Linked DNA regions of Homo sapiens: region 1 is linked to region 2. The links are chromatin contacts, found by Hi-C or POLR2A ChIA-PET in ENCODE. All regions are on one chromosome and are shown on one strand. The core of a region is the stretch at or near the end of the contact, and the rest is flanking DNA. Distances in the headings are between cores, read along the strand shown. Region 1 overlaps CARMIL1 (capping protein regulator and myosin 1 linker 1). Region 2 overlaps CARMIL1 (capping protein regulator and myosin 1 linker 1).

The links. A loop is a pair of places that touch in the nucleus more often than their neighbours do. ChIA-PET counts read pairs that join two places held with the same protein, here RNA polymerase II (POLR2A). Pooled maps may share reads with other maps.
Region 1: a map of CD8-positive, alpha-beta T cell shows a loop between it and region 2 (8-fold over the local background). The contact joins two enhancer-like sites. A Hi-C loop is called at or near these places in 4 of 168 maps with a recorded cell type or tissue (B cell, CD4-positive, alpha-beta memory T cell, CD8-positive, alpha-beta T cell and 1 more) and 10 of 50 pooled maps. POLR2A ChIA-PET finds 5 or more read pairs at or near these places in 9 of 52 experiments (CD4-positive, alpha-beta T cell, CD4-positive, alpha-beta memory T cell, CD8-positive, alpha-beta T cell and 6 more).

What each region holds. Positions count from the first base shown.
Region 1 is chr6:25,403,599-25,407,894 of GRCh38, reverse strand. All of the region lies in intron 2 of CARMIL1 (capping protein regulator and myosin 1 linker 1), which reads right to left. The region is part of intron 1 of LOC124901281 (a long non-coding RNA gene); the gene reads left to right. Among named protein-coding and RNA genes, the nearest start is that of CARMIL1, 130 kb to the right of the region's middle. RefSeq lists an enhancer at 2,938-3,147. Within about 2 kb of position 2,999, at least 10 of the 41 ENCODE cell types and tissues checked have a DNase peak (open chromatin) inside an H3K27ac peak, as active enhancers do; they include CD4-positive, alpha-beta T cell and CD8-positive, alpha-beta T cell, where a contact is called at or near this core.
Region 2 is chr6:25,439,063-25,443,236 of GRCh38, reverse strand. The region is part of intron 5 of CARMIL1 (capping protein regulator and myosin 1 linker 1); the gene reads right to left. It also overlaps a transcript of LOC124901281 not described here. Among named protein-coding and RNA genes, the nearest start is that of CARMIL1, 160 kb to the right of the region's middle. Within about 2 kb of position 1,461, at least 2 of the 41 ENCODE cell types and tissues checked have a DNase peak (open chromatin) inside an H3K27ac peak, as active enhancers do; they include CD4-positive, alpha-beta T cell and CD8-positive, alpha-beta T cell, where a contact is called at or near this core.

The DNA of each region.
Region 1 (4,296 bases), core at 1,750-4,249, 37 kb after region 2:
CAGGTGATTCACATTAGCATTACAGTTGGAGAAGCACTCATAGCTAGTTCCCTTATTCAGGTACTACCACTACCCTGTTTATTGCCCCCTGACACTGCCAGGTCATTCTCCATCAGCACTAACCTATCTTCATCCAACTGAACCTCCACTGAAATCATTCCTCCATGTGTTAATGTCCTTAGCCTTCGTGTTCCTTGTCCTTTTATTACTCCCACAGAGTAAAACTTCAATCTTGGCTGAACTTACCTAGCCGCCTATTCCATGCTTGCAGTGGTAGCTGCCAAGCACAGCTGGAGAACTGATCTTACCCAGCAACCTGATTCCGTTCCCTTCATCTGGGAAGATGACTTTCCCTCCTACTTCACAGAGAAAACAGAAATTATCAGAATGGTATCACTTACCATTCCACTCCAAACCTCCACACCTGCCTGCATCTGCAGCTGTACCCACCCCCTCCTCTTCCTCTCCTTCTGAAGTGCTGGAGATAAATGCCCGTCCCTTCGTGTGGGCTCTGGGTTACATCCCACCTGTCTTTGCAGGAACCTTAAGCAACTAAATATCCTTTCTCTTCCATCTCTAAATATCCAAACATAGAGATGTTTAGACCTAGAGCTATATGCCTGGATCCTACACACCTCTTGCAGGTCCCCTCTAACTGTCTCTACCCTTTGAGCCCAACTTCTCAAAAAAGGTACCCATACTCAGTGTCTTCATATTCCTGCCTCCAATTCACTCATCTAGTGTTCAAAATTGGCTTCTGTCCCCACAACTCCACTTAAATTTCTCCTGCTTGAGGTGCCAATCTTGATTGCTAAATCCAACCTCACGGCTGCTAAATCCATGCACTTCCTAACCAGATTTCTCCTTAGCACTGGGCATGGCCCTTCATGCTTGATGTTCTCGTTTCCATACATTTTCAACTGGCCTCTGTGGTTATTCCTAGTCACATGTCCAATCCCCATTCCCTGCTACCATTCATTCTCTCTCATGACTTCAGTCCATCCCAGATGACTCCCAACTTTATGCACAGCCCAGATCTCCCCTCCGATCATCAGATCTATTGATCTAACTTCACTTGTATGTACTCCAACCCTTAAATTCAGCATGTCAACAACTAAACCATGATCTTTCTTTCAAAATCTGCCCTTCCCACAATAGGTCTGGCTCAGGAACAAGGATGGTCATCCATATGGTTTCCAAAGCCAGAAATCCAAGCATTGTCCCCTTCTCTTCCTATCTTAGTCATTCTCCAAGTTCAATGCAGTCTACCTCCCTAAATACCTCTTACATCCATTCACTTCTCTCCATCTCTACTACTATGATACTATTCCAAGCCACCACCCTCTTGCTCCTGGACCACTTGCAATAGCCTTCTAACAGATCCACTCCTGCCCCCTCAAATCACCTGCTCATATAGGATCTGAACGTGATCTTTTAAGAACCCAAACATTATTATGTCCCTTCTCTGCTTAAGCTCTTCAGTGGCTCTGCACCACTACACTGGCCCCTGCCTCCACCTCCAGCCTCACTTCAACCCAGCCACACTGGCCTTCTGTTGCTCTCCCAAGAGGAGGGCTCCTGCCCCACCTCTGCTTTAGGAGCTATCCCTTCCCCCTCTTGCTTTACCTTCACCTGGCTCATGCCTACTCATTCTTCAGGTAAAGGACTTCCCTAAGAAAGTCCAGACTACACCAGGTCTCCCTATTATATACTCCCACCGTATTTGCACATTTTCTTATGAATACTTATCACAGTTTTAATTAACAGTGGGATTACATATTTAATATCTACCAGCCCCATTAGACTGCAAGGTGCCTGGGAGCAGGGACCACATCTGTCCTATTCAAAGCTCTATTTCTCAGTGCCCAGTACATTCCTGGCACAAAATAGGTGTTCAAATATCTGTTGAGTGAATGAATGCAACAGGTTTTACTGCTCCTTCTCACCCTATTTCCACCTCTGAAAATTCAGGATTTTAGAAGGCAAAAAGTTGCTACGGTCTGTGAATCTGATAATAATTCTGTCCTGCCTGTTTTATCCTGCTGCCTACCACATAATTGACACATCCTTCCTGTTTAATAGCCATATCCTATAAGGGAAGTACCTAAAAATCTGTTGTTTGCAGCTTACCCACTTAAAACAGATCTACTAGCTAATTCCCAACTCACCTGCCAAAAGGAAAAGAAATAGAACAATAAAAAGATAGCCTAGTAGAGGAAAGGCATAGAAGTGTCAAGTGCTGACACCCCTGCCTTTTGCCTACTGTGTTCAAAGAACTTCCTCATTCACAAATTCATTACAGAAAGACAGAGTTTCAGTTCCAGAATTCTGCAGCTCTTACGATCTGGGAATGTCATTTCTAACAATGGATGTAGGGTAAGCAAAATCCACTTTAATAAAGGATTTCAGGTATCTGATGTCTTTCTGGATCTTGATTTTGCCCTTGATTGTGCCAACAGGACTACAGGGTTAAATCCACAAAACTAAATAATCAATAAAGGATGGGTCAGGGTACTGATGAGGCAGACCTTATATGAGGTATACAAATCACCATATATTATTTTAGTGGCAATGAATAAAAAATCTCAAACATAAGGCAGCCCATCTTCTAAAGCCAGGGCATATAGAAAGGGCATGCTCAAGGGAGCAAAGCTATTTTTAAAAATAGAGAATATTTTCTTTCTCGAAGCTCAGGTAAATGAGATCAGCTAGTGTTTCACTCAGGGAACACAGAAACATCACTGATTTACTAAAATAACTCCATTCAGCACTTTGACAAATGTCTCAAAGTTTCAAGATAAACTGAAAGTTCAGGCAGAGCTTTTTAAGCCAAACCCAGTCTTCACAACAGGAGGAAGTGAAACGTTGACGGGTTTAGTCATAAACACTGCTGCTGCTACACCTTTTAATGTAGAAATTAGCAACCCAGGATCTCTGCACAGCTGTGCCTCCTCCGCCGTGCCTCAGTGGGAACCAACAAACAAAAAGTGACTCCTCTGTCTTTACTGCTACAGATCCCTTTCCAAGCTTTCCTTTCCCCTGCACTTTGCCAGAAACAGGCCGGGTGCCCCAGTTTGGCATTAACCACTTCCTAGTGTGAAGCAGGGAACACTGCACCTCTATTTTTTTTTTTTTTTTTAAGACGAAGTCTCACTCTGTCACCCAGGCTGGAGTGCAGTGGTAAGATCTCGGCTCGCTGCAACCTCTGCCTCCCGGGTTCAAGCGATTCTTGTGAATCAGCCTCCTCAGTAGCTGGGACTACAGGTGTGTGCCACCATGCCTGGCTAATTTTTGTATTTTTAGTAGAGATGGGTTTTACCATGTTGGCCAGGCTGGTCTCAAACTCCCGACCTCAGGTGATCCGCCCACCTCATCCTCCCAAAGTGCTGGGATTATAGGCATGAGCCACCGCGCCCAGCCTCTATTATGTTTAAAGCTCATCACCTCCCCTCCCAAGGCAGCAAACTCCAGGTGGGTCCTTCATCCACTGTCCCTACCCCGTTCAAACAAACATATACCCAAAGCAGCCCTGCTGCAAAACCCATAAGATCCCTTCTTGCCTCCATTGAGAATGCTGGCATGGTGACAAAGGACTGGCCAGCCAGCAAAGGGACCAGCCAACATGGGAAGCCCCAACTTCCCTCTCTCAGAAGCTGTCCACAGACAACTCCCTGAAGCCCTGGTTCAAACTCCCTTCTATGTGGCTCCTCAAGTGCAGGCAGGAGAGAAATGGAGGCCCCTTGTTGAGCCAGGCAGAAAGCAGAGCCTAAAACCAGAGTAATCTTAGAAGTGGAGGGGAGGCAGGGTTACACCAGAGGATGTGTCTTCCTGACTCTCTATCTCTTGCTAAAATGAATTTCAATTAGATTAGCACTCTTTGTTTACAAACACTGTCATTAAATATTTGAGTAATTCTTTCAACCAATAATTACTGACTGCCTACCTTGTGGTAGGCACCAAGGATAAAAAGACATAAAGCTCTGCCTTCAAGCAGCTTATATTTCATTCAAAGGAGATTATACAGGAATAAATAAGTAAAACATATGGCATATCTATGGTGATAAGTGCTATGGAGAAAAATGTAGTACAAAAAGAGAATAGAGCGTGCTTAATGCCTGGGGGTTATGGAGAGGAGTGGTGGGTTAGGTGGGTGGCATTTTTAAATAGCTTGGTGTGACGTAATTATGAAGTGAGGTTGAGAAAGATCTAAAGGCAGTAAGAGAAAGAACCATATGGCTATCTGGGATAAGCATGGTCCAGACAGAGGGAATAGCAAACGCAAAGGCCCTGAGGCAA
Region 2 (4,174 bases), core at 212-2,711:
GCAGATATTATGCAAAGAAACAGCAAGGCTGTCAGAAGTAGGCACAGCCATTATTCAACTCAATTAGGTAAACCTTGGACACAGAAAGCTGGACTTCTGTCTGACCTCATCTAGGATCACATTTCTCTTTTAAAATTCTTGCTTTGTTTCCATAAAACTGCAGGCCATGCTCTTTTGATGATACATAGGGGGTTCAGCTACTCAAACACAGGAAGAAAATATGGCAAAAATCTTTGACCGGAAGCTGGTGGGATTAAAAACAGGAAGCTGACAGTCTACAACTACAGAAAGAAATAAATTAATCTTGATGGTAGATTTGGAAACCAGAGCCTCAGTTTTACTCGAAAAACAAAAGTGGACATTCACACTCAGGGTTAAGGGGAAATCAATCAGAGAGTAAAGGAGGCAGCAGCTAGGGGAGACATCTGTGCGAACCAACCTGCAGACGTGTCCAGCGGGGCCTTTTCAAGTAGCTCCGCTTCTTTACAGTTCTCATTTTTCTTTTTCAACTGAGATTTCAGGAGCTAAAGTAGTCTCATGAAACAAGTTCATTCATTTCCATAAGAGATAAAGTTGTAAAAACTAAATTTCCAGAAGGTAGGAACTGTTTCTTATCTATGCTAACACTGTGCACAGAAATAATAAGTGAGAGGAGAATCCACTCTACAGAAGTTGTTTTCCGCCTGTAGTGAAATGAGAGCAAGGAGCCCCATCAGTGTATTTGTTACCGGGCACCAGCTCACACACACATACACACACACACACACATACACACACACACTGTTAAATAGACAGAAAGACAGAGGATTTGTTGTCCAATAAGTACCATAAAAGGTAAACCAAAATCCTAAAACAAAACATAAGCAAGACATGTCTCTCACATGCAGGCAGCACTAGCGTTGATTCAGCATTTGCATTATATGCATTTAAATTGCACAAGACTCAGAAAATAGTTCTATGTGGCAGCAAGAAACAGCAAACTAGATGACAAACACACCAACTCTTTGTCCATGCAAATCTCATGATAAACTATTGACACAAAAAAATTATAGATTATTTTAATGTACTCACACTAATTGATTTCTTTAAAATTCAATTCCAATGCTCAGCCTATGCAACATGGCAGCTGTCTCCAGAATAGCACATGCTTTAATGCTGCAAGCCACACCACAACAAAAGGCTACCTACTGCTTTGCAAAGTGAAGAGACTACCAAAACACAGCAACCACCTTTCTCTTGTTTATATATAAACTCCTATTTCATCAGCTTTCTCCATAATAACCTCACATTTTCATACCTCATACCTGTATTAACAATATCATTTAATACTAAAAAAAAAAAATCTAGCTTTGTTTTGGAGACCAGCCAAGGTTCTTGATAGTAGAAAAGCTGAAGGCCGTAACACAGAATGACTTCCTGAAGAGAACTGCCATCACAGACAACCCTGAGAAAACAGATGACAACACTGAAGCTCTAAACCCTTCCCTAGTTCACCCCATAGGGTTGTCACTGTCTGAGAGGTGAGGCCTCCAAGGACAGTCTATAGCAAAGATTGGAATGTTAACAAAACACACGATAACAGTGATTTGAGTTGGGGTGATTTTTAAATTTAACTTAAATTTTCTTCTTTACAGATGTTCTCTATATTTTGAATTAAACTTTCCATATTTAATGAGGAGAAAATGTCATTTTAGAAGGGAAGGAGAGAGGGAGAGAGAAATATCCTAACATATATTTGGAGACAGGAGATGGGAAGAAAATATGACATGTAAATACTACAAATTTTAATTTAAATCCTTCATTTTTTTCCAACCTGCATTCTCTTAAGAGCTGATTACATATACATACACACACACACACATAGACACACACACACACACACACACACACACACACACATATATATATATATATATGTTTGTTTGTTTGTTTGTTTTGAGATGTGGTCTTACTCTGTCACCCAGGCTGGAGTGTAGTGGTGTGAGCATAGCTCACTGCAAGTTCAAACTCCTGGGCTCAAGTGATCCTCCCATTAGTTGGGAATACAAGCATATACCACCACACCCAGCTAATTTTTAAAATTTCTTAGTAGAAATGAGGTCTCACTATGTTGCCCAGGCTGTATATTTTCATATATTTGATTTGAATGATGGATGTTATTTTCAGAATTGTATATGGGTAAAATCAGAAATTCAGATCTTTGGAGGTATAGGTTCATTTATATAGAGTCATACGTAGAGTATTCAAGAACTGATTACCCAAACTGAGAATTTTCCAGGATCTAACTCCTCCTGATTCACCTGGTTCCTAATACCTCCTCATGAGACCCTTTTCTGTTCATCAGTCACCACCAGAGGTACCCTAAGCAAGGAAGGAGATGAGGACCCCCAAGACAGGCTCAGAAAATAAATTTGATGGGACAAATGAGTCATACAAGGTCTAAGGATTCTAAATATAGTTTCATATTCTCCAATTTATCATGAGTGGAATATATGACATTACTGGAAACATATTTTATTTTGCATGTTCTATTGTGCATTATTTATATAAACAAATATTCCCCTGACTGATAGCTTTGACTTAAGGCATACTGGGAATGTAGGAGAAAAGATACGGTTACCAACTTCTCCACCCTCTCTAGTCACACAACCAATACCAATAAAATTGTACGTTTCCCCTCCCAAAATCATATAATGCAATCTAAGGAACTTCAAGAGTAAAGGCACAACATAGAAACCACAAAATATTAGGCTTATCGAGACAAGCTAACTGTGTGTGTTGGGTAGAAAAGAGGAATGCAAGTCAAATACATTTAGGTAATTTAACTCTCTGCCAAGGCATTTTCTAAATTATAATCTGCACCTTCTCTCCAATTGGTCTCTTCATGTGAATTGCCTTTCCTTTCACTACTCTCTCCTCTGAATTTTCTCCATCCGTTTGCAGTAAATCTCCTCTGCAAAGCCAGCCTGTGCTCATTCATCTCCCACTTACACCCAATCATCTCCTGTCTCATCTGCTTCAGGTTACCTCAGCTAATGAGTTCATGGTTTGAAGGCAGGGCCACTGTCTTCTGACTTCTCTATGCCCCATGGTACATCACCCAACAAGGTACTGGAAATGGATTAAGTGTGAAGTGTATGTGCTCATCCAAAACCTCAGTCAGTACCTACTATGTGCCAAGAACTAGGGATTTAAGATTAATAAAAACATGGTCTTTGTTTAAGCAGCTCCCAGCCTAGAAGGAAAGACAGGTATGTTTTGTACTTTGCCTCTCACTTTCTCAAGGATATTGCTGATTTATTTATTAGGGCAGTCTCCAGCAACAAATCTCTCTTTCTACTGATCACTCCCCTCATTACAGCCATATGGTTTAAGCATATGCTTTTATCTCCCATTTTAAACACAAACAGAAATCCCCCGTAATCCCTCAGAGTGCGCTAGCTACATCCAATTTGTCAGTTCCCCTTAATAGCTGATCTTCTCTATGAAGTTGTCCACATATGCCACATCCATTTTCTCACTTCTGAGTTCATCCCTCAACCACAGCAGTCTGCCCTCCCAACCAGACCCCTAGACCTGCTCTCATCAAGGTGCCTATGTTATCCACGTCACCAACACTGGACACCTCTCTGCCTGCAGCTTATTCAGCCCCAGCATCATTCTGCAGAGTCAGCACTCCTTCCCAGGCCCTGGTTTTTCACTGGTTTTCCTCCTACCTTGACAGCCAGTCCTTACCCAACTCCATTTGTGGCTCTTCCTAGTTTACCTGACCTCTAAGTGTTGAGCTCATTCCAAGTATGCCTCCTCTACACATCTTTCTCCAGGTGATGTTATCAACAGCCATGCAGTGAAGACCATCTTGTGCTCAATGGCACTCACCTTTGCTCCAACTCCAGACCTCTCCTCCAAGCCCCAGCCTCACAAATCTGCCTACCTGATAGCCTCACCTAGTGGAGCTTGGAGGAGAGGTCTATGGAGGTCTTGTAGGTCCTAGACAAATAGATCTCAAATTCCACATGCCTAAAACAGAATGGCTACAGATCCCACCCCCCAGAAAATACTTGTCCCCCACCTACCCCAGGCCTTCTCTGTCTTGCTGTCATATTGGTCACCAAGTTATTAAAACCGGACTCTGAGGAGCCATCCTTGTTTTTCTTCTCTTTCTTTCCTCACT